2 separate regions of the Mus musculus genome follow, and region 2 is linked to region 1. The links are chromatin loops, found by intact Hi-C in ENCODE. Cell type or tissue: heart. All regions are shown on one strand. Links, peaks and the distances in the headings refer to the core of each region. The heading gives the core; the rest is flanking DNA. Region 1 holds the start of Rusc2 (RUN and SH3 domain containing 2). Region 2 holds the start of Gm46851 (predicted gene, 46851).

Region 1 (15,859 bases), core at 2,568-10,567:
TGGCCTGTGTAGAAATGACCTCTTAAACTCTTTGCCTGGGCTGTCGGACTCAGGCCTCTTTCTCCTAGACTCCCCAAGACTAATTTCTTCTGATCTATCAATCTCTCTTCTCCCTTTACCTACTCTGGCTCTAAATCCCCCATTTGCTTTCTCTTAATCATCTAACTGAACCTTTGACAGCACTGACTGACTAAAGTTTAACTCATTTAGACCAAAGGGCCAAGCTCCTCATGTAGAATACAGTGAAAGGCCAGGCAAGTTACACATGCCTAAGGAAATGCATTAAAGGGAAATGCAAATATCCAATAACTGTATGTGTGAGGGACAACTATAGTAGGTTATAATTAAACTTAATTATACATTACAATTATGTATGTTAAACCACATTAAAATTAAGCCTTCTGAGAGGAAGTCTCCTTTATGGGATTTGTAAGTGCTATTGTGTTGAGTATGATATTCAGGATGGACATGGGGAAGCAAAAACTAGAGAAGTTAAGCTAAGTTACAAGGTTAAGAGTTATAGAAGGGGCTGGAGATGGCTCAGCAGTTAAGAGCACTGACTGTTCTTCTGAAGGTCCTGAGTTCAAATCCCAGCAACCACATGATGGCTCACAACCACCCGGAATAAGATCTGACGCCTCCTTCTGTTCCATCTTAAGATAGCTACAGTGACTGGGCAGTGGTGGCACAGGCCCTTAATCCCAGCACTTGGGAGACAGAAGCAGGTGGATTTCTGAGTTCGAGGCCAGCCTGGTCTACAGAGTCAGTTCCAGGACAGCCAGGGCTACACAGAGAAACCCTGTCTCGAAAAAAACAAAAAACAACAACAACAACAAAAAAAGATAGTTACAGATAGTTACAGTGTACTTATTTATAATAATAAATCTTTGAGCCTGAGCAAGCGGGGACTGAGAGAGCAGGGTTGACCAGAGTGAGCAGAGGTCCTAAATTCAATTCCCAACAACCACAGGAAGGCTCACTACCATCTGTACAGCTACAGTGTACTCACATACATAAAATAAACAAATAAATCTTTATAAAAAATTGGAGACAGGGTCTCACGTATCACAGGCTGTCCTTCAAATCCACATCTAGGCAGGCATGACCGTGGACTCCTGATCTTCCTGCCTCCACTTTCTATGTGCTAGGATCACAGGCATGTACCGCCACGCCCAGTTTATCTGCCAGTTTAGACTTAGCCCAGGTCTTCATGCACACTAAGTAAGCACTCTACCCTCGAAGACCATTGTCAACCCGAGAGTAACCCGTGGTAAACCTCATGATAAACCCGTGGCTGTGTTTCTTACCTCATCAAACCTCACTGTGCTTTCAAAGGATACCTCTAAAAAAATAAAAAGTGAGCCAGGGGACAGGTCAGATGTAAAGGGCTTGCCAGGCAAGCATGGACACCTGAGTGTGGACTCCAGACTCTGTATTAAAAAGGCAGGGCACAGGGTCACACACCTGGAAACCCACCACTGGGGAGGCAAGGCCAGGTAACTGCTTAGGACTCTGTGGCCAGCCAGCCTAGCCTGCCTGGTGAACCCCAGGCCAGTGAGAGACCCTGTCTCAAAGCCAAGGTCCTGAGTAATGACCCCTGAAGTCAACATGCATTCACTCATCCACACATACACCAAAGCCACCCCACAGAATGGGGGAAAGTACGCTTAACTCATATGCCTGACAGTGGTTTCTAATCAAATTATACAAAAAACTCTTACAACTTTTCCTTCCTTCCTTCCTTCCTTCCTTCCTTCCTCCCTCCCTCCCTCCCTCCCTCCCTCCCTTCCTTTCGTGACAGGCCTCCTTGTATATATCTGGATGGTCCTGGACTCACATGTACACTAAACTGGCTTTGAAGTCACATTAATATCTACCTGCCTTTGCCTACAAAGAACTAGGATTCAAAGTGTCACCATGCCCATCCCTGAAGAGATGCGTCTTTAAAGAAGACATACGAGTGGTCTAACAAGAAGAAAAGATGGGCAATATCATTAGTCATTAAGAAAATAACAGCCGGGTGTGGTGGCGATGCCTTTAATCCCAGCACTCAGGAGGCAGAGGCAAGTGGATTTCTGAGTTGGAGGCCAGCCTGGTCTACAGAGTGAGCTCCAGGACAGCCAGGGCTACAGAGAGAAACCCTGTCTTGGAAAAAAAAAAGAGAGAGAGAGAAAGAAAGAAAGAAAGACGGACGGACGGACGGACAGACCCCAGCGAGATACCACTGCTCTCCCAACAGGGCCCCCAAACCAAAACACACAGCAACCAGAAGCTTGGTGACAGCACGGAGATTACAACCCTCACAGGTGGCTGTGGCACTGTAATGGTACAGGCCCTTGAAAAACCGTCTGACTGTCCCTCAGAATCTTACACAGACTGGCCCACAAGACCCAGCAACCCCACTTCTAGGACTGAACTCAGAAGGCCACATAGAAGCCACTATAAACGTGCTCACAGCAGCTTGCACAGTAACCAAGACCACGGCGAGACCCCAAAGCTGATGAATGAGTAAGTATGTTCTGTACCAGGTAAAAAGGAGTACAAACGCCATATACGCATGGGTGGGCCATTATTTGGCAATAAAAGCTTGAGTCACTAGAACATGCTACAACATGAATGAGCCTTACAAGATGGTATTCCGTGTGACTCCTTTGTGTGGTATATGACTTACATGAAATTGTTTTTTTTGTTTTGTTTTGTTTCGAGACAGGGTTTCTCTGCGCAGCCCTGGCTGTCCTGGAACTCACTTTGTAGACCAGGCTGGCCTCGAACTCAGAAATCCGCCTGCCTCTGCCTCCTGAGTGCTAGGATTAAAGGCGTGTGCCACCACGCCCTGCTGATTTGAAATGTCTAAGACAAGAAAACTGGCTAAAATGGAAGGTAGATCAGCAGCTGCCAAGGGCTGGGGGATGTGGAACAACTGCTTAATGGTTAACGAGGACCTTTGCGGGGTGATAAAAATGCACTGCTATTAGACACTGCGATTGTTACAGTGAACAGACTGGTTTATGAACTGTATTGAGAATAAAGCTATACCAGGCTAGCCAAGGCTACATAGAGAGATCTTGTCTCAAAAAACAAAAACAAAACCCACAAAAGATTATGGTTCTGGGAAGAGGAGTGAGACAGAAAGCCTGCTGTGGGGGGTGGGGGGAGGGCTGGAGTGGGGTGGGTGGGAGGGGGATAGAGAGGGTGGGCATTTGCAGAAATAAAGTAAGAACAAAATGGGGAATGGGGAACAATGGCTTAGTGACGTTTTGAGGAACAAGATCAATGGATGGGATTTTTTAGGATGCTTTGATATAAGAGAAAACAAGACAATTCCCCCTTACTTCCGCGTATCTCCTTTACAAAAATATTGGGTCTCATATATGTGTGCACGTGTGTAATACACCCCCCCACATACCTACAACACAGTGTGTGTAATACACACCCCCACATACCCACAAACAGACTACACGCTATGAAGGTAACAAGGGTGACAAGACTCTAAAATTCCAACAAGGATCCACTAATTGAAAAATATACAGTTAGGTGTGGTGCCTTTTGAAACCCTGCCCACCCCCAAAAATGTGTGCATGCGCACGTGGTGTGTGCATGTGTGCACTGTGTGTGTGTGTGTGTGTGATATATAAGCAACCCTATGCTACTAGCTGAGTGTGGTGAGGTCCTGTGGTCCCAGCTACTTAGAAGGCTGAGGCAGAAGAGTTTCCCCAACCCAGGATTCATAGCCAGATTGGGTGTACAGTGAGACTGTGGCTCAAAACAATGTCAATATGGTAATCTGAGCACTGACTTAAAGAGGAAATAGAAGATGAACTGTATATATATGATCTTTTTCTAAGTTATTTTTATTAATTTTTATGTTTATATGCATGGGAAATACAACAAAATATTCATAGTGCAGATCTCTGTTGAGCAATTCTGGATGATTTTCATTTTTTTTCTGTTTCATCTATAGATAATACATACCATGTACATAAATAATAGTTTTCTTTAAGTAGGGGGATTCTCTTTAAATACAATATTAGATTTCCCTCTAGGGTTCATAGATATATCCAGGCAAAACAGTCACATACATTTTTTTTTTTTATAAAGGGACCTGGAGACACAGCTCAGGGCCAGAGTTTTACAAATAAGTGAGCAAACAATAGAATTAATAATAAAAATTAGGAGCCCTAATTTTTGAACATTAAAAAAAAAAGGAATGAAATGGGAGCTAGGGAGGTGACCCCTATAACCCCAGCATCTGTAGGGTAGGGAGAAAGGTTAGGAGTTCAAGGCCAGTCTGAGCTACAGTCGGTTCAAACTAACCTGGGCTACTGAGTCTGACTCAAACAACACAAAGAGGAATGATGTAATAAGCCATTTGACTTTGCCTCAAACACTGCAGAAAACAAGCGAGAGTGCATCTAAGACTTCTTCCCTGGGAGTGAATGTAACACTGTGGCCATGGGTGAAGAGCACTCTGAGATGAATGAACTCAGTTCACACGTGTTGTTCCTAATTAAATGAAGAGAGGAGGAGGAAACTCCCATAAACGAAGACGAGCCTCCTACCTAAATCTAACTCTGTAGGTAGAGTAGTGGCTCAGCCAGCAGGAAGATGTGACATCTAGGTGCACAGATGCAGGGAATCTCCAATTCCATCTAAACATCCCCATATAGTCACAGGCATTTTCACTGCGTGGGCTTGCTTGCTTATATTTTTGAGACAGGGTCTCTCTGTATAGCCCTGGCTGACCTAGAACTGGCTCTGTAGCTGAGGCCGGCCTTGAACTCAGAGATCTGCCCGCCTCTGCCTCCTGAGTACTGAGATTAGAGGTGTGTGTGTCATCACACACGTTTAACACACGAGGAAACCAAGCTGCAGGTTATGGGTAGCTCACTCCCAATCACAGCTGAAATGGCTCCAAGCCTGGGCACGTCCCCTCTCGAGGGTGTCTACTACCACTCATTCTCAAGGGCTTGAGGCCAGTCCTCTCCCTCAAGTCCGGCCATCACCCTCACACAGCTGTTTCCTACTATTCCATGGTGCCCACTGCCGTGACCACTTATATAAGCTCTATCAACTAGTCTGAACCTGCGGCCCCTTTCGTCCCATGTTCTCACATTGGTCAATCCTGTTTCCTGCCCTTCAGGCCCCAGTTCTCAGGCTTCTGCCTCATCCTGGCCCATTCATGGTTCTCACGACACTTCCCCCTTGCTCCACTGTGCTGTTCACAGTTCTTGGCTTGCTGGGAACTAACCTACTCTCAGGACACTCCCGAAATGCCCAGTCACACATTGTAAAACTCCCGTCTAATCTCCAAGTTGACTACCGGGTGAATGGTGGAAACAGGGCTAAGGATCTGTCTGCCTACGGGCAAGACAACTCCAGAAGGCCGCTTCCTGTCTTTGTTCACCCAACAGCATCCCTCTGTTGGTCACAGTACCTAGTTGCTGCTTTTCTGGTTTCTTCAGAGCTAGCAGGGAGGGAGGCAAAGGCATTCATTGTTATACTTTAGTGATCTGACCTTGACCTGAGGTCCTTCGGAGAGCCTCTGTGGGGCTGACAGTCTTCTCTAGGGCAGGACGAAGGGAAGAGGGCGGTATGGTGGATCAGGGGGCATTGGTTTAGCTTGTGCTTTGGTCCCTTCCTGCTAGGAAGCTGCTCTGTAGAGCAGGGCTGAGTATAACATAAGAGGTCAGGTGCCTTCAGCATCCCTCTCTCCATACGCTGTAGGGCATTTGCATTCATTCTTACTGCAACCAATCCCAGAGCCTGGCAGCTTCTACAATGGATATGTCTGTGTGCATACAAGTATGCATGTGTGGGGAGGAAAAGCCACCCAACCTTCTGGATAAGAATGCATAGATTCCTGCATGGTTTTCAGCATAAACTTCCACGAGCTGTAGAAGGGTCTCCACCCATTCAGCCTTTGTGTCCAGATTTGAAAGCTGCAGCTACAGCAGCTTCATTAGAAATACCCAGATAGAAAGAAAGAAAGGAAGGAAGGAAGGAAGGAAGGAAGGAAGGAAGGAAGGAAGGAAGGAAGAGAAAAGGATCTTGTTTCTTGACCAAACAGCACAGATAGATAGCATCAGCCCAAGCCTCTTTCTTGCCCGGCCCATGCATGCATGCAGAGATGAGTTTGTCTCCGCTTGCTGTCACTCTCCCTTTCCGAAAGACAAAGCCACCCTTCAGAAGCCAGAGCCCAGATGCTGATGCTGATCCGGCCTCTGCCAGCAGTGACCTCCCACCCCCCACCCCAGAGCCATTCCTCTGCAAGGAGCCTCGAGCTGGACCTGGTGGCTCCCGTTCCTTTTGCACGCCCGTCGCGCCCTACCTCGACAATGGCAGCTGAATCACTGGTCCTCGAGATCGCACAAGGGGGACCGGGCTGATACCCTGAGATCTGATTTCTGTTAGTACAATGGCATCCCGAGCTAATGCAGGGAGGCTGCGCAATCTCAGCCTGTCTTCTTGCTGCTGCTGCTGCCACGGCGGCTGGGCTGCGGTGACGTTGCTACTAAGGGGAGGGATGGGGAGGGAAAGGAGCAGGCAAGCCCACAGTGCAGCCACTCAGTTCCAGGTCGGTCCCTTCGGCCTGTTAGTCTGGGGGAGGGGCGTAGAGAGAGAAGTCAGCCACAGGGGGCAGTAGGTGCTGGAAGACGGAGACTTTCCAGACAGCAGCATAAAAACCCAGGGAGAGCCGAGCCTAGCTTCTCCTGGGTCCTGAGTGTTGGAAGAAGTCTGGGCAGAGCCTGGGCGCTTCCTTCCTTCCTTCCTTCCCTTCTCAGGCCGCTCCTTTCCGACCTTGGCTAGAAGCACCCCCCCACACACACTCCTCCCACTCAGGCAGTGAATGACTGCGTGTTTCCCAGCTTTTTCTTTAGTTAGGTTTCCAGCTGGGTTAGGGTGGAGGGTCATCCTGGAAGGAGATTTTGGAAGCCCCACCCAGAGGCTACACTAAACAAAACAATATTCCCAGCGACAGATCAGCATTCCACCAGCTAAACAACACCGGCATTTTTCACAAGGCCCAATCTCAGTGCTGGGTTTCCAGGGTCCCTCTGCGTAGGCTTCTGAAGGAAGCCCCTGGGCCACAGGGGGCTTCTCTGAGCAGGTGGCTCTGATGCTCCAAGTCTGGGTGGCTGCAGGCCACCTCCCTAACCCAGGGTTCAGCTGGTCTCCCGGCTCTTCAGAGGGTCTAACAGTTTAAGCGGAGCTGAGCCTGTCACATCAGTTTTTGGTTCTTGCGGACTTGGGTTCGACCAGGGTTGTAAGGGAGTCGATTCCCTTTAACCAGGCAGAGAGTCTGGAAAGTTCCTTCTCCCACAGGAAGGCAGGCAAAGGAAAGGGACTGGGTTCTTAGAGCCTTCGCTTCAACTGTGGACCTTCTGAACTACCTGCCTCTTCCTCTCTCGAGTTCTGGGCCATTCTGTGAGGATAACCGCGCAGTAGCAGACCACACACGAGCCAGGTGTGTAAGTGGAATCTGTCGCTGCTCACTGATGCCACCCTCCAAAACAGCAGCTTTCAGGACAACCATGGCAGCACATGCCTCTAATCCCAGCACTTGGGAGGTAGAGGCAAGCAGATGTCTGTGAGTCGAAGGCCAGCCTGGTCTACATAGAGAACTCTAGGGTGGCCAGAACTACATAGAGAGACCCTGTCTCAAAAACTCCACAAAACAAAACAAAACCAACCAGCCAACCAGCCACCTTCCTGGTGAGCGCTGTGGTTCCCAATGAGTCATGCGCATTTATTTGGTTTTGCTCTGAACTGTTTCCTTTACTCCCCCAACTAAATTTCCAATTGAACTGAGGGCTTTATGTGTCCCAGGCAAGCTCTCCTCCCCTGAATATTTCTCCTCCATGGTTGGTTGAATCTGTGGGCCGTAGAACCCATGGTATGGTGGCTGACTATGCTATCTCCACTCTACCGGGAAGACTCTGGATTTCAGGTCTCAAGAAGCCTTGAGAGGCAGCGCTGGGGTTCCAGGTGCACGCCTTCACATTCATCTACTTCCGTTCTTGCATCTTCCCCGCGCTCCTGAGACCTGTGTGTTTCCTGACTTCATGCTGACCTGAGCTGAATTACAGAGGTCTAACCTTGACTCGCTTGAGGATCAACAGCCCCTGGTCCTACAAAGAAGCAAACAATGAAGAAGAGAAGCCGGAAAAGGGAGGAGCTTACAACCCTGAGCAGCCAGTAGCAGCCCTCTCAGCATGGCTGAAACGGTAGGTGTGGGGCGCTGGCCTTTTCTGGAGCTGATAGAGACTACTTCTGGGGCTTGCTGTAGGTTAAGCAGTGCCATTTGTGATCAAGAGCATGGAGTACTCACTACTTGATTCCCATGAGAACTTTGGGCCCAGGGTCTTTGTCCCGAAAATATCTGTGAGGCAGACGACCCCGAGCCTGCAGAGCTAGCGACACACACTCCATGATTCCTTTAGTTTAGCACACCACAGATCATGCTGTTACTTACTACCCAGCCCTACTGCATGCCTGGTGCCCAAGGAGCCAGGTGTAGTGACCCCAGCGTCTGTGACCCTAGCGTCTGGGAAGCTGAGGGGCATCTGCTTTCGCTGCGAGTTTGTGGTCAGTCTGGATTACATTGCAGGACCCTGTTTCAAAGAGGGACAGAAGTGAGGACTGTGTGTCGTCTCAGTATACCTTTGTCCCTGACCTTTCCCAATAAGGTCACTCTGCTGACCTTTCACCTCAAGGAACTTATCTGGAAATAAGGGAGGACTTCTGTTTATGTTATTCCATTCAGCAATAACCTGCATTTGGCCATGTCACCTCAAACTGTATGACTGATCTAATAGCAAATGCTCACATTAAGACAAATCAAAATAAGTTATGATAAACTGTATTTTCCTGATCTAGAAGCATTTTTCTTTTACATTTGGGGGGTGTGTGGGCACGCATGCGCCGCCATGCGCACAAATGGAGGCCGGAGGACAGCTTTCAAGGAGTCAGTTCTCCTCTACCCTTGTGTGGACTCCAAGAATTAAACCCAGGTTGTCAGTCTTGGTGGCAAGCACCCTTACCTATAGAACCAACCTGCTGGCTATCCCAAGACCTTACAGTCTCTGTATGAATGCTGTATGCATGTGTGTTTGTGTGCAGGGTTTGGTGGGTGCACGCTCACATGTCACCAAGTCGAGCAAAATTAGCTAGTCAGCAAGTCACAGTGACCTGCCTGTCTCTGCCTCCTCTACTTTCGGGGTTACAGGCACGCCACTGGGTTCAGCCTTTACACAGGTGCTAAGGGTTTGAACTCAGCGACTCATGTTCACAGGGTTAGTACTCTACCAAGCAAGCCATCTCCAAGGTCACACTGTGGGCATCTACATGACTCCTATTCTGTACAAGGTACTGTGGGGGTACTCTGGAATCGTTATCTAAGCTAAGGGTCTCATAGTTTTATTAAGATCATTGCCAATACGGCTCTGGGGTGGCCAGGGCAGCACCATGATTGGGGAAGTGATACCAGTGTCAGAACGAGGGTTTCAACATTTTTTTTCCAGCCTTAATGCACCAAACTGATCTGCTCCTGGCTGAAGATGGGACGCTAAACCTCCATGTTTGACAACCTTCTTTCCCGATTGTGGGGACTCTGACTACAACTCGGAGGGATTATGCTCCTCATAGGGAAAAATCCAGAAACATCTGGTTAAAGGCAAAGTTAGGACTGAACATGGTTTGTTAGTATACGAATCGTGCCGGGCAGCGGTGGTGCACGCCTTTAATCCCAGCACTTGGGAGGCAGAGGCAGGCAAATTTCTGAGTTCGAGGCCAGCCTGGTCTACAGTGTGAGTTCCAGGACAGCCAGGGCTACACAGAGAAACCCTGTCTCTAAACAAAACAAACAAAACAAAACAAAAAACAAAAAGGAATATGAATCATGAAAGAAATGGTTAGCTGGCAGAAAGACCCCCAGTCAGTGACATGTGAGTCTGAGAGCCCAGATTCAGATCTGCACATGTATGTGCGAGGCCAAGCTTGATGGTCTGCAATTCCTGAGCCAGGGAACAAGGAGGACCCCTGGGGCTTGCTGGACAGTCTAGCTCCCATGTTCAGTAGAAACCCAGCCTCAGAACAATAAGGTCTTTACCTTGCTGTGACTGAGGAACACACCCGAGACGGATCTCTGGCCTCTACGTGCATATGCACGCGTGCATTCTTCCACATATGTACACACACAAACACATACAAAACTATTCAAAACAAGTCATCTTTCTTCGTGGCTCCTAAATCAACTGTTTATAAAAGAACCACCTTCCCTGGCTGTGAGGTTCTGTGTTCCTGTTCTGTGAGATTAGATGAAGGTGCCGACTTTCCTATAGGAAATATATGAGACAAGCTCAAAGAATTTGCTGATTTAAGAACCGTAGCTGTCGTTGACTGGGGTGACTAAGTTAAAAGGAGAATAAACAAGCTGCCAGATGTCTGAGCACACCTGGCCATGACCTCGGGAGTCTGCTTTTACAAAGGGAAGGGTAGCCTAGCCAACGCCCCAAGGTCGTCTGGCAGAGTGTAGCTGCTCCTAGCTGACAGGGATACTTACTGTTCGTAACTGGTTTCATGTTATTTTGGACTCCAAACAAGGCTGGCCAGAATGCTGGGAGTGTTCTGGAAGGGCTGTCCCAGACACACCAGCTGCTTCCTCATTAGACCTCCCCAATATAGCGTCCTCTTTCGAAGCACAGAAGTTGTTCTGCTTTGGGCTCGTGTATGTTGCCACCTCTATAAGTCAAACACTCGGCAAAAGGCCTGGCTCTGTAGCCGAACAGGACAACCTGGTGTGGCTATACCTTCCTTCCCCTAAGTCTGTCTGCTCCTATATGAACCGACAGTGTACAGGCAGCTTTAAACCATCACCAACAGAAACCACGGCAGACCTCACACCCGGTTGGTTTCAGGCCTCTTAGTCTCCTCATCGACGAGAGCTCCCAAGGTCCCAATCAGTGAATGGAGACTTCAGCCCTGGGCAATTACACCCAGGATAGAACAAACCACATTGGGCGCTGAGCAAGAGTCGATTTTCTTTGTTTCATAAAAACTCAATAATAATCTTAGCTTTGCTCCAGAGTCTCTTGTTGCAGGGAAGGGATTTTACCTAGAAAAATCCGTCTTTTCTACCGATCTAGCCAGCGTGTACGGCTTTCTCCATCAGCCCGTCACCCTTCCTTAGCTCAGCTTCCAGCACCTGCTCACTTTTGTGGTCCCTTTCAGGATAATTATAAAGTAAACCAAATCCAAATCCTGACTCCAGGGAAGGTTCCCAGGCAGGGTCAGTAAACAGGCACCTTCGGGCCCCTCAGCATCCTAGCCTGAATGTGTGGGCAGACATGCCTTCCTCACTCTCGAGTGCCAGCTTCTGATGTCCCAGCAATGCCTCTGGAGACTGAGAACCCGCTGCAAGTCCTCTTTCTTTCAAGCACAGGTTGAAGGAGGGCATCAGGAGACTAGGCGAGACTCAAGTCCTACCTTGACAGACTGAGCTCTTCAGAGGAGGGGTGCGGCAGTCAACGAGGCCTCAGGATAAAGTCTCCCAATGCCGGAAGCAGAAGTGAGGAGGCCAGAAACCACCAAGGCAGGAACAGGGGGTACTGAAGCCCAGTGTGGCCTGCTTTGCTCGGAGAAAGTTCTTAAGTACTAACGTGCAGGAGAGTAAGGCGGCCGGATCAAATAAGGCCCCTGAGCTGCTTCTCCACTGCCCAGTGTGGTCAACACCTTGCTAATCCTTTGACAGTGCCTCCTGGATCCCAGGCTCTGAGAAGCCACATCCCAGTGTTCTCTGCTCCCCCTCCTCCCAGACGGCGGCAGCAAGCCAATCGGCTTGTCCAGAGCTGTAAATAAAAGGGCACATGTGCACAGAGAAGGGGCTATGAGAGGAATCCAGATTGAATTACACACACCATGTGTGGGACCCGCGTGGGGGAGGTGGGAGAGAGAGCAGAGGGAAGCCTCGATGCCTTTCAAGGAAATCTCCAAGTGCACCTCCCCATAGCCCCCCCCTCCCTCCCTACACACCCCCCCCAGTGTGACTGCCATCTCAGGTTCACTGCCCAAGGGAACCAGGTTCCAGTCTGGCTATCTTCTCAGCAGTGGGGACAGGGGCTCTGGGACTTTCCAGGATGTGCCTTATTTTCCAGTAGAGTTTAGATGGCACCAGCTCCCAGAGTCCAGCTCTCTGAGTTTGGGGAGAACGCTGGGGACGATCTTTGTAGTATCAGCAAAGACACTGCAATGGTATTTACTTTAGTTACAAGACCAAGGTTGGTGTAAGTTTTGCTCTCGGTCACTTGTTGGGTTCTGTCCTGAGGATTCAAGGGGTTAGGTTCTGAACTGTACAGAGCAAGGAATTTCTGTAACAACGATGGCAGAGGTTCCAATCTGACACATGGCTTGTCAAAGCCCTGGAACTCTGGGAAGTCAGTCAACCTCACCCAACCTCGGACTGTAAACTGCTGTGGCACTCCCTCAGAGGCTGGAGGAAGAACTAAGGTGGAGAGCACACGTCGTACCTGACGTACGTGCTCGGCAATATGGCACCACTGTTCTTCCGCCTGTGGCAGATGACTAGTGTGGTTGTTTCTTTTCTCTCTTCCCAGTTTCCAGAAAAATCTGAAGCCTTTAGGTCTAAGGCACTTGTGGGCAAGTCTTCCAGCAGCCAAAGGCATAAGCTGGCAGGGTGATGCACGCTGGTATCCTTAGTGCTACAGAGAGGCAGGCTGTCCTCAGCCACATAGCAAGTTCCAGGCCGGTCTGGACTGAGAGACACTATCTCCAATATCAAAAACAGACCAGGGAAGAACAGTCATGCCCCTTCTCTTTCTCCCCTGCACTAAGACTGGGTCCACGATCCCGTGTCCATCACATCTACGCTGGCCGGCTTCCCTGGACTCTCCATCCATCCTATCTCTAGTGTTACCTGCTCTAACACGTTCCCAGAATGACGTACTTCTCATACGTGCTCGGCCAAGGGGAGGGGCTGTCTGATCCCAAGATGGCAGGAGAGGTCTCTCTAGGCTGTTGTGTGCACATCACAGCTGCCTGTTTGGCCTACAGACTAATAATAGCAGCTCCGATGGCCGTGGATTAAGACAGAACTGTACTTCGTGTTTATTTTTAACACTCCGGCGTCAGTATCAAGTTCTACTGGTTACTGGCCAAATGTAGGGCAGCTTCCTACTCTGGGAGTGGCCTCAGGCTAGTTCAGGTTGCTAAGTTGAGTTCTGGAGGAAGCTGGCTTTGTGGAAAACAGTTTGGCTTTAGCAGACAGGTAAGTGGAAGAGGCAGAGGCAGATGTCCCGAACAGGCGTCTAGTCCCAAGACTGTGGGATCTCACGGACCTCAAACTGATAGCTGCTGCCCCGAGCACTCCCCTCAGTCAGGAAGAGCTAATGAGCTGTCTTGGTCAGGACTTACGCGCACGCGCACGCGCACACGCTGGCTGTATAGAAGTGATCGAAACAAAGTCAGGGAAGGTCCCCACTCAACGTCCCCAAGCTTGACCTTGTCACAAGTCACAGGCTAGTGCCGCGGCCGCGTGTGCTGACGAGAGGAAGAAAAGGAATACTCGGGAGAATATTATAGGGCACGGGGACAAAGAACAGGCTGAGACTGTCCGACTCTGATTTGCATGGTTTCCAGTAGGAACATCAGATTTCTTAGAAATTTGTGCCAGCAGGGCTGCGTTCCGACAGCGCACCACTGGCTAGAGCCACCAAGAAGCCAGCTGTCTGGCCAGAAGCCAGCGCCCACGTCACCTCTTCCCCAAGGCCTATAGCGGGGTCCCAGTAACCGTACATAAGCCGACTACAGCCAAGAGGAGCCCCAAGGCTATCTCCATCACCTCCCTGCCCCACCAGGCTGACAGGAAGCAGACAGCTGGGCAGCTCGTGTAAATAGCTCTAGACTTGCCTAACGAAGCAACTCATCGCACAGCAGACGGATGGAGAATGATAAAAATGTGTCACGCGTCAGGTAGGAATGCTGAGGTGCAAAACATCAGACGAGCACAGAGGAACCACAGCTCTCCCACCTCTCAGTTCTGCCTGACTCACAGCCACTTCAGGGAACACCCGGCTGCCTTAAGGAGCCAGGGTGTGAACTCAGTCAGTACATTCCTTCTGGGTCACTCAAGGCGCAAACAATCTTGCTGATCACTAAGCACAACAAAGCAGTCCCAGAGATAACCAGATTTGATCCGGTGTCTGAGCTCAGCTTCCTCTGGAGGCTAGAGTGCCCAAGATCACGGCAGGCTGCCCCAAGGAGAGAAACACTGCTTTCCTTCTAGATGTTCCCTCTGATGTGCTGGGTCACATGGGGCAGGTATCTGCCCTCCCAAGCTCCAGATTTGCCACCTGGAAAAGGCTCTCCTTGTAGTTATCTTCTGGTGTGAAGCAAGAGCAAGATTTGAAAAAAAAAAATTCAGGAAATGTAAACGTTTTATGAAATAAAGTATTTGAAGCAAAGTACTTGAGAACTGTAATTATTCACGCAGTCAGAATACCACAGGGCATGGCTTACTCCTGGGCTTTTCTCTCTTCTAGGACAGTGGCCGTACTCAAGACTGGCAGGAGAATGGTTAAGAACCTGCTTAGCAATGAAGGCAGTGACTGCACTAACATGTGAGAAAGAAGACAGAGATGGGAAAGCAGCAGGTAACCCACCCCCTTGCTCTATGGAGGAGTCACAAACCTAACTCTCTTGATTGTGGTGACCCAGGTCACTGGTGTGAGGCTAATGTTCCAATTGATGTACATTTGGCAGCAGGACTCGCTGGCCTTAGTTTAAAAGGCCCCAGAAAGCAACACTGATGGCTGAACAAAGGCAGCACTGTACCCTGAGCCCAGCACAAGCCTTCGCTCTCTGTCCTGCAACTCCTCAGCTGGCCCGGCCTCTACACATCTATTTCTCATTGATACGGATGCACTTTTACTGCCACTGCCTTCTCTGAGATTCCAAACAGACCTGCAAACCTCCCTTGCCTGCTCTAACGATACCGACCTACCTGCCTTTGGAGAAGGGGCCCTAGGGACCAGCAAACTCAATTCAGAAAGGGCCAGAGAGCAGATATTTTGGTCTCTATGGGTAGTATAGTTTTACAATGCACTCTTGGGTTTTTCTTTGTAAAATACATTTTATTGTTAAATTGACCATTTATAGTCATAGACTTATGGGGTTCCGAGTGACGTCATGGTTTATGAATACAATGTGGAATAAGTAGATCAGATAAATTAATATCACCCCAAATACTTAATCCTTATTTGTAGTAAGAAAATTTGAATTTTACTGTCAGAAAATTTGAAATGCACAACCCTCTAAAAACGTAAAATCACCATGCCTTTAATACCAGTACTTGGAAGGCAGGGGCAGCAGCAAATGGATCTCTGTGAGTTAGAGGCCATTCTGGTCTATAGAGCAGGCCAGCCAGGACTACACAAAGAAACCCTGTCTTGATAAAACCAACCAACCAACCAACCAAACAAACAAAAAAGTAAAAATTACTCCCAGTAAAAGCATAGCAAAACCACCATGGCTTGGAGTATAATTTGCTGACCCCATATCTAGATTGAGTATGCATGTATGTATGAACATACATAAGTATAAACATATGTAAGTATGCATGTATGTATGGATGTACGTACGTACGTATTATGTATTATGTATTATGTATTATGTATGTATGTATGTATGTATGTATGTATGTATGTATGTTGTTTTAGATCCTAAAGGCCTCTTTATGTAAGGTGGGTATCTAGGAATTCTGCCTGTGCTGGGTGTGCCAAAAAACTTTCCTTCTTCTTCGAACATGGCTGACAGCAGATATTACTGCTTTACCACTCTAGAGTGC
Region 2 (15,859 bases), core at 2,738-10,737, 67 kb after region 1:
TCTTTCATAAGTGTTGCCATGATCATGGTGTCTCAATAGAACACAGACTAGGACAGAAGTTAGTATCAGACATAGGGTATTACTGCCATAGGCCTGACCATGCTGTTGTTTGGAGGAGTATGGAAGACTTTTGGTCTCTGAACTAGAAAAGCACCTTTTAGAGTGAAAGATAAATTATTGCACCTGGCCCCTTCCATCACCAAGAAAGAATCACAATGTATAGTGGGTCTGTTTGGATTCTAGAGACAGGACATTCTTCACTTGGGTGTGTTATTTCAACCTATATACCAAGTGACACAGAAAGCTGCTAGCTTTGTGTGGGGCCTGGGACAGGAGAAGGCTCTTTAACAGGTCCAGGCTGATTATAAATATATATTAGAGAGAGATAGAGAAACAGAAAGAGAGGGAGGGAGGAAAGAAGGGAGAGGGAGGAAAGGAAGGAGGGAGGGAAGAAGGGAGGAAGGGAGGGGGGCATTTATAGAATGGCTCACAGGCTGTAGCCTAGCTAGTCCAATGACAACTGTCTACCAACAGAAACAGTCCCACAAGGCTGGAAGTCTCAGTTGGTCTTCGGTGTACATCAGAATCTGCAAAAAGTAGGCTCTAATATAAGCAAAGAGATGCAATTACTGGAGTGAGTGAGGGCAAGCAGGCAAGGAGAGCAAGCTCCCTTCTTCTATGTCTTTACCTGGGCTGCCAGCAGAAGATATGGGCTATATTAAAGGTAGATCTTCTCACCTCAAAAGGTTCAGATTCAAAGTGAGTCGTCTCACTTCAAATTATCTAATTAAAAAAATCCCTCACAGTTGTACCCAGCCACTTGGGCACTAGTTAATTCCTGATTCAGTCAAACTGACAACTGATTACAGCCATCACACCTGGGTCCAGATGTGGTCAAGCTGACAAGTGATTACAGCCATCACACCTGGGTCCAGATGTGGTCAAGCTGACAAGTGATTACAGCCATCACACCTGGGTCCAGATGTGGTCAAGCTGACAAGTGATTACAGCTGTCACACCTGGGTCCAGATGTTGTGGTCAAGCTGACAATGGGTTACAGCCATCACACCTGGGTCCAGATGTGGTCAAGCTGACAAGTGATTACAGCTATCACACCTGGGTACAGTATTCCCTCACTATGCTTCCTTTCCACACCTTTGGGATGGTGATGTATATTCTGGGCCAGTGTATGTTGGAAGCATGTGGTCTGATTTTTGCTTTTACAGGGAGTTACAGTTAAGAGTCTGCCTTGAGTCTCAGAAGAGACTTTGGACTTTGAAAGTGTGAGACTGAGACTATGCGGACCTTTGAAACTGGACCAAATGCATTTTGCACTACAGTATGGCTACAACTCTGGGAGCCAAGAAGTGGAATGCAGTGGTTTGAATGAGAATGCCCGCACAGGCTCATTTACTTGCATGGCTGGTCCCCAGCAGATGAACTGTTTGGAAGGATTAGAAGGTGTGGTGTGTCCTACTGGAGTAGATGTGTTGCTGGGGTGGGCTCTGAGGCATCCAAGCCCATGTCCAAGCCCATGCCTATCCCAGTATTTTTCCTTCTGCCTGCTGCTTGCGGATCAGGAAGTAAAGCTGTCAGCTGCTGTTCCTGCGCTATGCCTATCTGCTGCTTACCTTACTGATGACAGACTAACCCTTGGAAACTAAGCCAGCCCCCAGTCAAATGCTTTCTTTATGAGTGCTACCTGGGAATGGTGTCTCTTCCCAGCAATAGAACAGTGACTAAGACAATGATCATGAATTGCTTTGAGAGAGATTGAGGGGAGGGGAAAGAGGAGGAGGGTAGAGACACAGCCAACACTGACAAGACAACTTTCATAAATATTTCTCAAATAAAGACAGACCATGTATATACTTTTTTTAAAAAAATGTTAGGCCACTAAAATCTTATTATTTCAGGAGTGGAGACTGTAAAAGATACTTCTGTCCTGACTCCCCACATGTAAATCACAAGAAGCTGTAATTACTCACTGGAGATTTTGGCACATACTCTCCATTGTCGTCGTAGGAATAACCTATTGGCAAATAAATGGAGCAGAGACTTAGTGAAGGGTTAAGGGAAGTTTTTATCTTATTGTGTGTGCTATAAGCCTGCCTGCCACTTTTTTTTTTTTTTTTTTTTTGGTTTCTCAAAACAGGGTTTCTCTGTGTAGCCCTGGCTGTCCTGGAACTCACTCTGTAGACCAGGCTGGTCTTGAACTCAGAAATCTGCCTGCCTCTGCCTCCCGAGTGCTGGGATTAAAGGCGTGCGCCACCATGCCCCGCTAGCCTGCCGCTTTTAAACCTCAGCATCATTAATTACATCTGCAGTGCTGTGCAGTTATCATTACCATATATTTGCAGTGCATTGTTTTTGGCAGTGCTGGGGCTCACACCTTAGCCTCCTGCAGGCTAAGGAGCCACCTACCACCACATACTCAGCACTCAACACTCTGTAAGCACTTCAAAGAGAAACTCCAGCCCCTCAACGCCCCTTTCTGCTTTCATTTCTGTGGATTGTTCCTATTCTAGATTCTTCACTCAAGGAGAACCATGTAAGATTTGTCCTTTTGTGTCAGGCCATTTACTAAGCACACTGTTCTTAAGGTATATCCTTAAGACCAGGTACCAAACTTCATGACTATTGATGAGAAAATCATATTCCATATACTTATTGCCTACTTTAAAATGTCTTTTGATGAACATCTGGGATATTTCTACTTTTGAGCAATAATGCTGCAGCGAATACTTGCAAATCCCTGTTTTCCTTTCTTTTTCTGCTGTAGGAGGGGATCCAGGAAGGCGATTTCTGGGTAATTTAAAAGAAGGCTTTCTTTTATTATTTTTTTGTATGTGGATGCACATGTGCACTCGTGTGTGTGAAGGCCAGAGACCTGCCTTAATGTCATTCCTTAGAACACACCATTCACAATTTCCTTTTCTTTCCTTCCTTTCTTCCTTAGTGCGTGTGTGTGTGTGAGTGTGTGTGTGTGTGTGTGTGTGTGTGTGTGTGTGTTTTTCTAAACAAGGTCTCTTATCAGCTTGGAGCTGGAAGCATACAAGACATCACAGTGAACTGCAGTCAGCTGCTATACTCTACTATAGATTCAAAAACTAACTCTCAACGAAAAATTTCTACCCCTTTACCAATATCCACTTGATTTTATTTTATAAATAACTGAGCATATTATTTTTCTCCAGGATACTGGGAATCCCTTGAGACTAATGACTAAATCTTGTAAATATTGGTCTTCTTAAAATACAAAACAAAAGATTTCATCTACTAAGTGCTAAATAAATGTGTTTCTGGTTAGAACTGATTTTTTGAGATTATTATACAATTACATCATTTCTCCCTTCTCTTTCTTCCCTCCAGACATTTCCATATAACCTCCCAATTTCTCTCAAATTTATGGCCCCTTTTTTCACTAATTGCTATTGCATGCATATGTATTTTGATATATACACATAAACATATGTAGATATACTTTGTGTATATATATATATATATATATATATACACATATGTATTTATGTCTAACCACATATATACAAATATACACACGCACACACATATATAGTCTACTGAGCTCATGTAATATTACATGTATGTATGTTTTTAGGCCTAACTGGCACTGGGCAAGCAGTTGGTGTACTCTTCCCTGGGGAGGGCCGCCTCTCCCATTCCCAGCTTAGCTCATAAAGGGCTGTGAGAACAGAAGGTGAATAGAACTTCAGAGGCTCTGTAGACTTGGCATACTTGAAAGCAGCCCGCCAAGCAGCCCCTCCCAGGCTCAGGGAGGGCAGGACGTGCACGCACCATAGGTCTTCCCGTTGATAGAACATTTGTTGAAAATCATCACATTCTCAGTCAGGGTTCCTGTTTTGTCAGAGAACACGTATTGGACTTGGCCCAGCTCCTCATTAAGAGTGGTGGTGCGAGCCTGCGCTGGCATGTTCTTTGGGGCGTAAAACATCTTTCGATCCCAGTTGATGTAGTAACTGTTGCCCAGTCTTATTATTTCCACACTAAGGAGAAAGCAAGAAAAGAGGATGCTGGTGAGAGCAGGACAAGCAGATATGTTATTTTTGGTTTGCTTCTTCTAAGTCCATGATAGATGAGGGTCTATATGTGGATCCCACACCAGCCAGTGCATCCTGGCTCTGACCCTGGCTACTATTATGCAAGGTTTCCCCACCTGGACCCCAATAGAACTGATTAATTTGTCTGGGATATACTTTGCTTCCACTCATCTTCTGCAATGTGTCCAGAAAGAGTCAATTTAAAAAGTACCTTTGGAGGGACAGTTAACTTATAAAAGGTAAGGTTGTTGGTGTAATTAAAAAGACCGTTACTACGGCTATGTTGGAAAGAGAAACTTGCAATGCTAAGATATTCTTTGCTTCAGGAAAGAGCTGTGAAAATCAGAGGCTGTTTTAGGGGTTCATCCTTGATCAAACTCCAGCCAGTGCTGGCCTGTTGCACTCTGTCTTTCGATTGACCTCTCCCTACACCAGCGAGTCTCATGAGTATCATGGGATCAATTTTAAGTGAGCATGCATCCAGGCGTGGTGGCACGATCTTTTAATCCCAGCACTCAGGAGGCAGAGGCAGGTGAACCTCTGTGAGTCTGAGGTCAGCCTGGTCTACAAGAGTAAGTTCCAGGTTAGCTAGGGCTACACAGTGAGAGCCAGAGTCAAAACTTTTGAGTAAGCACACAAACAATGGCGTCCACGTGGTGTTTTCATGAGGTTTTGTTCTTGTGCACCCACCCCCTAAGCCTTCCTCTCACCCTTCTGTCTTGCTAGCCTCCACGCTTCCCCTGCATGTCCGTTTGCATTCACATCAAATGTATTTCATTATGTCCGTTTGCATTCACATCAAACGTATTTCATTACCCTCTTTGTTGCTTCCTCCCTTAAAATCTCTTTCCCCAGCAACCACATGATGCCTCTTAACCATCTATAATGAGATCTGGTTCCCTCTTCTGGCATGCAGGCATACATGCAGGCAGGATGCTGTATACATAATAAACAAATCTTTTAAAAAGTAAAAAGTTATCAGTACTACTTTAAAAAAACAAGGGTGGTGGTGGTGGTGGTGGTGGTATTGGAGAGATGGCTCAGCAGTTAAGAGCACTGACTGCTCTTCCAGAGGTCCTGAGTTCAATTCTTAGCAACCACATGGTGACTCACAACCATCTGTAATGGGATCTGATGCCCTCTTCTGGTGTGTCTGAAGATAGCTACAATGTACTCACCATATATATAAAATAAATAAATAAATAAAATCTTTTTTAAAATGTATAAAGCCGGGCGGTGGTGGCGCACGCCTTTAATCCCAGCACTCGGGAGGTAGAGGCAGGCGGATTTCTGAGTTCGAGGCTAGCCTGGTCTACAAAGTGAGTTCCAGGACAGCCAGGGCTGTACAGAGAAACCCTGTCTTGAAAAAACCAAAAACAAAAAAAAAAACAAAAAAAAAAAACAAAAAAAAAACCAAAAAAAACCAAAACAAAACAAACAAACAAACAAAAAAAACACCTAAAAATGTGTAAAGCTTTAGAAAAAAAAACTCTTTACACACACACACACACACACACACACACACACACACACACACACAAATTTAAATCAAGGTTCCGCATAGGAGAGAAAACACACAGTTAATTGTCTGGGTCTGGCTGATTTTGTTTACCTCAGTGACTGTCCTAAATTTGAAGAGGCTGTCATTTCTCCAGTGTATGTTTTTTGACATGTTTATTAAAGACTAGGTGGCTGTAGTTGTGCGATTAGGTCTTCAGCCTTATTGCATAGTCACCATATCTATCTGTGTGTCAGTGCCAAGACATTTTTGTTACTGCAGCTCTCTAATATGGGATCAGATACTGGGGTACCTCTAGCACTTTTCTCTCCTGCTTAGGATTGATTGCTTGGCTACAAAGTCTTTTGTAGTTCCACATTGGTTTTAGCATTTTTTTTCTCCTAGTGTCATAAAGACTGTCATTGGGATTTTGATGGAGATTGTGTTGAATCTGTAAAACTGCGTTTGGTGCCACCGGCAATTTCATATTAATTCTGCTGACCCAGGGACATGGGAGGACGTTCCCTCTTCTGTGCCCTTCCCCCAGTCTTAAGCAGGCTAAACAGACCTTGAGTGCTTGCCACAATTGTTTTATGACCTAGGTGGGGTGGCCTCTCTGCTTTTGCAATTTCCTACAGGAGCATTGAGCTTTGCAACATAATCCAGTTGAAACAAAGGATGTGTCCCTGGGATCTCCCTATATAAACACAGTGCTGAATATTAAACTTTGAGCCTTGATCAGAACCTTTGTCTTAGCTTCATCCTTCTCTACACCCATCCCTTTTCTTTTCCAGACCCCCTTTCAAGTAACCCAGTTCACCCATGACTGCTGAACGGCTACAGGTGGTGTCCCGAACAAGGGGACTGAAAACAGGGGAGGGGGTGGGGACCCACTGAGAAATGCTGTCTTGGGTGGAGATCCACAGAAAACAGAAGAAAAGCAACAGTTTACTGCACGGTAAGCAACAAACAGCATTAATGCTAGCGCTAGTTATAAGTCTATTTTTTGGAGGATGTTGTTGTAGGAGGCACATTAAGGGAATACAGCTAGGCTGAAGTGGTGTTGACCGGATGCCAAATTCACCTAGGGGTGACAGTGCAATTTGTCTGCAGTCAAGAGCTGCATCAGGTGAGAGGAGCAGGGTTTAAAAAACAGATTTTAGAAAAAATTCTTAGCTCAAGTAGATTTATGCTGTGCATGTTTCCCAAAAGTAGGGATGATAAATATATAAATGGCATGAGAGAGAGAGAGAGAGAGAGAGAGAGAGAGAGAGAGAGAGAGAGAGAGAGAGGGAGGACAGGAGGAAATCGGGAAACATCCAGCTTCCTCTGTCTCCTACTGGAGATATCCTTAGCTCTGGTTATATTTAGGTCCCTTTGGGAAATCTAGTTCTCTCCCCTCTCTGTTTATTGTCTGTCCTTGGTGCACCAATCTGTCCACGTGTGTCAATTTATGTCTGGTTTTATTTCGTTGTTTGAATGATTATTTTCCTGTGTTTCATGTTGAAAAGGAAAAATGATTAAAACTTTATCTGCTGGCTGTCCACCCCTTGATTTAGCTTAACTTGTTTAAAAGGCAGTCCCAATTGGCCTTTAGAGCCCTGCACCTGTAGTTAGAAGTCTAACATAGCTGGAGAAGCCCTGCCAGGAGCTGATTGTCTGCAAAAGCTGCTCTTAAAGGGGCCAGCAGCTTCTCAAGTTCTATGGCAAGTTCTATGGCTGATGGTTGTTTCTACTCGGGAAACCTCTGATCGTGTTTACTGGGCTCAGCAAGTGACAAGGTGCTTTTTCTCTTGAAATTATAGTTAGAAAAAAAGTAAAAATTGTGTTTGGTCTAAATATATAAGATGTATATAGCCATTTCATTTTTGTTTCTGACTGGTTTTAAAGGTATAAATATGTTCTGCATGTCTTGGTAGTAGAGTACTGGCTTATAAGTTATTGAGTATGATTAGAAATTTGTAACATTTGTAACAGAAAGTTAGCTTAAAACTGGTAACTCAGAGTTGGAGTCATTCTAAACAACAACACATGGCATGAGCCAACCCAGGAAAACAGGTGTCTAAAGATACTTCTAAATTGGGATAATATTTTATGTAATTCTTATCCTAGAAACTAGATTTCTAAAGGATAGGATTTAAAACAATGTCTCTTTAATGAGGTATTAAAAGTTGCACTGTCACACATTCATATATAAGAACTGGCAGCCAAACTTTGTAACTTGAAAGTAATGCTCTTGGTATTGATTTTTAAAGAGAATGGATTGTTTACACTGTTAAAAATTGGGTTTTGTTTTCCAAAACTATGGTTATGCTCTAATACTGCAAAAGAAACTTAAACATTATGGCTAGACTGCCGGTGTTCCATTGGCTGCAGTTTGCAGTTCCATCACAAGCTCAGAATTTTTAACTCACCCATGTTTGTAATTAGGAAAAAAAATCAAGCAAGTGGAGATTTAAGAAACATTTGAGTTAATGCAAAGCTCAGAGCAGCCTTAGCAGAGGCTTGTGTGACATTCCTTTTGTCTTGGTAATCCTGACTAGTCCCTAGAAATGTGTTTATTGCCTTGCTTGTTCCTTGGTGAGGAGGAGTCAGTCTCAGACCCCAAGGCACCCACAACAGGCAGCTTTTGGAGCCATGAAGCCGTTGCCAAGCCAGGGAAATCCATTTCTGAACTTATCAGAGCAATCACAGGAAGTGCAGGATTGGACCTCAGTTCTACCATCTACACAGTACTGACCCCAGAAATGGGAGTTCCAACCCTGCATACAGGAGTTTTTGGGCCCTTGCCTCCAGGGACCTGGGGGTTACTTTTAGGCTGAAGCAGCATTATTATAAAAGGATTACAGATCTATCCAGGTGTTATAGATAATGGAACAGGCTATTACAGTCAAGCATTTGAGATGTTTTGTTGATAGTTTAATATTATCCATATTACTGGGAGTCTTCATAATTCTCAAGGACATGGTATTGTGAAACAGGCCCATGGAACTTTAAAACAGTATCTTCATAAAACACAAAAAAGGGGGAATTATATCCCCATACACATTATTTAAATCAAGCTTTTTATTTTTAAATTTGTTAAAAATTTGGATGCTAAGGAACTCTCTGCTGAGTTTCTATGCTCCCTACAACTAGGCATACTTATCTATGCCAAGGTGAAATGGAAGGATCTACTTACTGGCATATGGCATGATCCCAACCAGACATTTAATATGGGAAGAGGGCATGTTTGTGTTTTTTCCACAGGATGCTGCAGGAGTGTGCTAGCTGCCAGAGTGATTGGTGTGACATGCTGATGCTGAGACAAAGAATGATGCTGACCTGTGAGTTTGCTGAGTGCCCTGACAATGGTTACAGGATAGCTGTTTTGGACATATGTTCTTGACTCACCTTTGCTTGCCTATATCCCAGATTGGACAAGTTGCCTTGCTTCAAGCTTTTAGACCTTGAGGGACAGAGAACATGGAGACTATGGAAACTGACTTAGAAAAATTAATCAAAAGGAGAAGTTATAATGACTCTTCTCTTTCCTTTAATGTGACCAGTTATTCTGACTCAGTCATGGACTGGTCTAGAAATCAATCCAATATTGGAAAAAAAGGAGATGACCGTCTTCATTTGGAAGGCTGGTTCTGGACATTTTCAGAGACATATTGGGAAGTTAGTTGCAGTTCTTTATGAAGTTACATTTTCAGCATATTAAATTGGACAGGATCTGAATTTCAAACAAGTATTAGTGCATGTGTTTAAGATCCTAATCTTTTATTCCTTCAACAAGGACGACTATGCACAGCCCTCCATGAGAAATGTTATCTTCACATCGATCATTCAGGAATAGTAAAGGATTCTATGGCTAAAGTTAGAGAAGAACTAGTCAAAAGGAAGAGAAAAAGGACAGAATCAGGGATGGTTTGAACCCTGATTCTCCATTCCCCATGACTTAAAACTTTAATTTCTACACTGCTTGGACTATTATTATAATTTTGTTGCTTTTAACTTTTGGACCATGTATCTTAAGCAGATTGGTTGCCTTCACACAGGATCACTTTCAGCAAGCTCAGCTATTCACCATGGCAGTTATCCATTGCTATGAACTAATGCATTGAGTGCACATTCATATGGGAAAGAGTGTTCTATAGAAGGCCAGTAGTCAGAGATGGGTAAGAGTGTTTTTGCGCTCCTATCGACCTAAGACAGAGACATACATCAATGCTATGTTTGTCCTCCATGACAGGTAAAAGGAGCAATATAGACACTGGACCTAAGACAGGCACGGTTGCCTTGCCGCTCTATACCCTAGATGCGATTATGGAAAACAAGTAAATCTTGTGCCCCCTGTCCAGCTACTGATAATTGCTCATCATTTTTTAAAAAGGGGGGGAGATTGTGTGCTTCCCTCAGCCTTGAGCAGGCTAAACAGATCTTGAGTGCTTGCCACAACTGTTTTATGACCTAGGTGGAGTGTCAGGCCTTGTGATTTTGCAATTTCCTACAGGAGCTTTGAGGAATAGACCACCTGCTGAGCCTGTTTGCAACATAAGACAGCTGAAACAAAAGATGGGTCTGTGGGAGCTCTCTATATAAACACAGTGCTGAGTATTAAACTTTGAGCCTTGATCAGAACCTTTGTCTTGGCTTCTTCCTTCTCTATAACCATCTCTTTTCTTTTCCAGTCCCCATTTCAGGTAACCCAGTTTCTCCATAGCTGCTTGATGGCTACAGTCTTCTAGTGTCTTCTTCTGTTTCATTTATTCACTGTTTAAACGTTTTCACTGTAGAAGTCTTTCCTTCTTGTAGACGCTTTGTTTTTGTAGTTCCTGTGAGTGAGAACTCCTCCCTCCAATTCCTTACTTGAAAACATCATTATCAGTATAGAGAAAAGCTACCAATTGTTCTGTGTGTTGTGTGTCCTGGTATTTTAATAAGTGTTTTTTTTTTTTTAAATTAGATTTAAGACTTCTCTGATGTAGTCTTTAGTGTCATTTAAATGTATGATATGTCATCTGCAAAGAAGGATCATAACTTCTTTTCCTACTTGTATTTCTTTTATATCTCTTTCCTGTCTCATTGCTCTAGCTTAGACAGCAAACACTATATTGCTCAAGAGTGAAGGACAAGGGTGACAGTTTAATGATAAGGCATTGGCTCTGCAATCAGAAGAACTGGAGCTGAGGGCATTGGGGACCTGCCTGCATTTCCAGGATTGAATGGTGAAGACAGGTGATGCCCAGAGCAAGCAGCCAGTAAAGGATGTGGCACATACTAGGTGGTCATTTATTAAATACTGTAACTCTGTTATGGTGAATGCTTTCAGGATTGGAATATCAGAAGTCAGGCTTTAGGAGACTTGGAAATGAGGCACACACACACACACACACTGCTTCTTTAAAAGACAGATAAAGTTTACAAATCCACACTAATCAAAAGAAAGAGAAAAAAACTCAAATTAATAAAATTAGAGACAAAACACTGTTATACTCCAATGAAAGCCAGAAAACATTATGAAACTTAGAAAAACTTTGAAAACTTAAATTCACAATAACAAATAAAATAAAGTTATAATTTTTTTAAAAAGAGAAAACACATATAAACACATATTTAGAACTTAACTTAGAGCATAAAGCATATACCTTCTGCTTTATTTTTATGAAGTGGCACCATGACTAGGCAAAAGAAACATTTCATTGGGGTTTGCTTACAGTTCCAGAGGGTCAGTCCATTATCATCATTGTGGGGAGCATGGTGGCTGGCAGAAAGACATGGCCCTGGAGCTGAGAATTTTACATCCTGATCCACAAACAACAGGGAGGAAAGAGACCCTAGGTCTGGCATGAGCTTTTGAAACCTCAAAGCCCACCCCCAGTGAGTGACACACTTCTTCTAACAAGACCACACCTCCTCCAGCTGGGCCACATCTCCTCATCCTATTAAGCATTCAAATTACCGATCCTGGAGGGAGCATTCTTATTCAAGCTACCACACCTAGTTCCATTCTTCTTTTCTGAGTTCTGCATTATCTGTGTGAGTGAGAGCCTAGCTCGATGGTATGAAAAGGCTGTCTGGCATAGCTAAGCAACAAGAAGTTTGTGTGCCATTTACTAATTGTTTCATGTGTTTGCATGTCTTATACAGTCACTTACAGGCTACTTAAGGGGATAGGCAAGTGTCCCTTTATATAAATCACACAATATCTAACACAGTGTTCTAGACATGAAAGACATTTATGCAGCGTCTAGTTACTGTTTACACACCAAGCCTGTGAAAAGAAAAGAGTTAAAGCATACATAGTGAGCTTTGGTGGAATGGTGGCACATGTCTGTAATCCCAGTCCTGATGCTGAGGCAGGGGGATCTGAAGTTTCAAGTCAGCTTGGGTTACACAGCAAACTCTTGTCTAAAACAAAACAAAACAAAACAAAAAACAAAAAACAAACTAAAAAAAAACCACATGCTTTCTAAAATACCATACTCTAGTTGATTATTAAAGCAGGAAGAGGAAGGTCATGCCCTCCCCTGTACAGAAATAGTCAAAGATGCCCACCTGACATAGAGGGAAATGGGTACCATGGTGTTGAGCACTATGAAGTAGGACCAGAAAATGAGGGCAGAACTCGTAGCCGATGAGGTAATATAATGTTTCCATGGGAGAAAGGCCTGGAAATAGTAGCCTCTGCTGTTCTCCCAGATGCCATGTCCAATCGACAGCAGAAAACACATTCCACCTAAAAACATGAAAATCTGTACAGAAAAAAAAAACAAAACAAAAACAAAAAAAAAAACAGAACAGCAAATCTGAATACTTCTTCATCCTTCCTCTGCAGTCTTAGCTCTCATAGATGTTTCCCCTTGGAGAGTGGAGTGATGGGGAGTGGGGGGCCCTGGGGGAGGGGGGTGAGGTGGGGGTAGGGGTGGGGACACTAGAGTAGTACACAGGGCACAGACAGGTCAGTAGGAGCCTCTGTGAGAATCCGAGGGGGGGGGGTACCAACAACCAGAACACACCAAGCACCAATTCATAGGAACTCTGCCAAGCTCTTTACATGTTGATTAATACTGACGAACATTTCTGACAGATGAAAATGTTGATATTCAGCGTAAGACAATGTTCTACCTCAAATCACTTGGATACTGAGTAGGAGATGCAGGTTCCAAAACAGAGCTGGAGGGGCTGCCGTGTTGACTTTGGCTTGGCGCAGCTTGGGGGCAGGGAGGATGCTTGGGGAAACGAATAGCGAGATAAGGGAGATGGCAGTGGTGGAACAGTTCAGCATGTGGTGATGGTGGGAGGCAGGCCACGGGTCCACTGAACCACAGCTCCTCAAGGGCAGTGGCTGAGAAGGACTGTAGTTATGGCGCGCTGGGTGCTGAGTGCTGACTTTGACTCCTTCAGGTTTATACCAGGAGTGGTTCAGCAGTGCGTAGCGAATGCCACTTCTAGTTTATTGCTTTCACGATGGTTGGACTAATTTATATTCCTACCAATAGAGCATATGATATCTTTTTTCCTGTGTGCCTATTTTCTATTTTCACAATGGTAGCCATTCTGAGGTGAAATGAAATCCCAATGTGGCCCCCTGAACCACTGATATAATTTGACTTACACTTCCATGATGGTCAAAGATACATAAAGGTACTTCGTTTCATTTAAAAATTGTTATTTTATGGTGTTTTGCTTCTACATAAGTAAGTGTTCTATGTACACGTCTGGTTCCAGCAAAAGCCAGAAGTAGTCACTGGATCCCCTGAGACTGAAGTTACAGATGGCTGTGAGCTGCTGTGTGGGTGCTGGGAACTGAACCTGGGTCCTCTGAAAGAGCAGCAAGTGCTCTTAAGACACTGAGCCAAGTCTACAGAGTCCAAAATTTGTATTTATATCTCACTGTTTATCTGATGGTTGGATTAGAAGCTGCAAATAGTTTCCTGACAGACTTGATATGGACCTGCTGCTGCTGGGGCTGCGGCAGTCAAATCCATCCTCCTCTCTGGAAGCTGAGAACCTGCTCCTTTTCCTGTGGCCCTCTCACCTTCCCCTGCTTTCCTCTTGCATACTTTTCTTCCTCTCCTATAGCCTGCTCCTTTAAAGACATGGGCTTGCTCTGCAGTCTGCCGGCCTGGAATTTACCATGAGCCCAGGCTGGTCTCAACCCATGATCTCTGGCTATAAGCTTTTTAATTTCATAATTTCTTCACATGAAGAAGATATGCAACCTTTTATTCGAGATTTATTATACACTTTAAAGTTTTCATATAAGTACAAGCTGTGTTGAACATGTGTCCCTGGCCTGACTCTGCCCCTCCCTTTCTCACTGCTCTCCTCTTATTTGTCACCTTTATTCTTCTAAACAGTTTCATTACATTTTGGGAAAAGCTGTGTGTGTGTGTGTGTGTGTGTGTGTGTGTGTGTGTATGTCTGTGTGTCTGTGTGGGCATGCACACACACTCATGGACCCGTGAGGACAAATCAAACCCCCCGAGGCTGGAGTCCAGATGGTTGTCTGTTGCTGTGTGAGTGGTAGCAAAGAGGAAAGCAGTCAGTCCTCCTAACTGCTGAGCCATTCTCCAGCCCCTGCATCTATTTTTATTTTGTTTGTTTGTTTTTAATATACATACATGCGGTATTAGTTAGGGTTTCCGTTGCTGTAAAGAAACACCATGACCTAGGCAACTCTTATAACAGACAACATTTAGTTGGGGCTGGCTTACTGGTTCAGAGGTTCAGTCCATTACCATCAAAACGGGAAGCATGGTGGCATCCAGGCAGACATGGTGCTGGGGGAGCTGAGAGTTCCACCTCATGTTCCAAAGGCAAACAGGAGAAGACTGGCAAAGCCCACCCCCACAGTAACACACTTCCTCCAACAAGGCCACACCTCCTAATAGTGCCACTCCCTGTGGGCCAAGCCTATTCAAACCACCACATGTGCCAATCTGCAATCTTTAAGTGGGACTTGATGTGCATTTTACTTTTTCTCTTCCTGGGGATATAAAATAGAATAAAAAGAACCTTGATGCTGAGGAGTTTCACCTAGCTGGATAGATGGGACTAATACATTTGCATTTTAAATATAGATGTATATATGTCAATGTTAATGTGTGTACACATGCATTCTACACATGTGCTTACTTGTGTGTATAGGCCAGAGGATGTCATCTTTAGGAATACCTCCTTTGAGAACAGATCTCTCACTGGCTTGGAGTTCCCTAGTTAGACTAGCTCAGTTGGTCAGCAAGTCCCACCTGGCATTTTTTTCACACCTTGTATTTGTATGTGAGTTCTGGGGCTCAAAGCAAGCAATCTCCATAGATGTAACTGTCAAATAAAACTTACAAATAAGAAAGAAAGAAAGAAAGAAAGAAAGAAAGAAAGAAAGAAAGAAAGAAAGAGAGAGAGAGAGAGGGAGAGAGAGAGAGAGAGAGAGAGAGAGAGAGAGAAAGAGAAAGAAAGAAAAAAGAAAAGAAAAAATAGAGCCGGGCGTGGTAGCACACGCCTTTAATCCCAGCACTCGGGAGGCAGAGGCAGGCAGATTTCTGAGTTCGAGGCCAGCCTGGTCTACAAAGTGAGCTCCGGGACAGCCAGGGCTATATAGAGAAACCCTGTCTCGAAAAACCAAAAAAAAAACAACAAACAACAAACAAACACCAAACAAACAAACAAAAAAAACTTACAATGACTAGTGACTGCTGACTTGGATGCCTCCCTCTCAACGGACCTGCACACTTCAGAACTGGCATCATCTTACATAGTTTATGATTCTCACAGTATCTGGCGCATATTAGATACACATTGGATCTCAGTGTACTTGCCTCTTGAGGAGACAAAACTTGAAAGAAGTAACTTAAGGAAGGGTTTATTCTGACAGTTGAGAGATGCAGTCACTCTATCACGGGTGGGGAAGGCCTGTGATGAGTGGCTCTGTGGTGGTTGAACTATATGTTAGGATACTCACATTGTGGCAGGCCAGGAAACCGAGGCTGGAGCCAGAAGTGGAGCTGGGCTAGAACCCTCAAGCCTGCCCCATAGGGAGTCACCCCCCAAGCAGAGCTACCTGGGAAAGTTTCCACAATGTCCCCAAAGTCAGCAGCAGGGCACGAGGTCCTTCAGGGGACATTTTACACACAGACCATGACATGCAAATAACACCATCTGATGAGTCACAGACTCACCCTGGACATTTTTCCCCCTGTGGAATTTTTAGAATATTTACCAGTATTACGTTTCAGTTAATGTATTTCTTGATTTTTCATTGTTTATAGGTAGGTATAACAAACCTGTAATTAAT

The links. A loop is a pair of places that touch in the nucleus more often than their neighbours do. Peaks named below come from ENCODE experiments on the same cell type or tissue, not always from the same donor. Only the 100,000 strongest peaks of a DNase experiment are listed, where the experiment ranks them.
Region 2: it touches region 1 in a loop (2.6-fold over the local background); 3 of 42 quality-filtered maps call a loop at or near these places.

What each region holds. Positions count from the first base shown.
Region 1 is chr4:43,397,150-43,413,008 of GRCm38, reverse strand. It overlaps Rusc2 (RUN and SH3 domain containing 2), which reads right to left and starts at 6,507. Exons shown (of 12, transcript NM_199057.3): 1 at 6,329-6,507. Gm52698 (a long non-coding RNA gene) reads left to right here and starts at 12,119. Exons shown (of 3, transcript XR_003955205.1): 1 at 12,119-13,986; 2 at 14,556-14,666; 3 at 14,776-15,859. In heart, for the core only: a CTCF peak has its summit at 6,621; DNase peaks (open chromatin) are centred at 5,288, 6,748 and 10,558; H3K4me3 peaks cover 2,208 bases; H3K27ac peaks cover 3,068 bases.
Region 2 is chr4:43,330,603-43,346,461 of GRCm38, reverse strand. It overlaps Atp8b5 (ATPase, class I, type 8B, member 5), which reads right to left. Exons shown (of 29, transcript NM_177195.3): 13 at 12,121-12,317; 14 at 3,817-4,025; 15 at 1,989-2,032. Gm46851 (predicted gene, 46851) reads left to right here and starts at 6,327. Exons shown (of 2, transcript NR_168620.1): 1 at 6,327-6,535; 2 at 8,827-10,203. In heart, for the core only: no CTCF peak of the experiment used is centred there; a DNase peak (open chromatin) is centred at 6,161.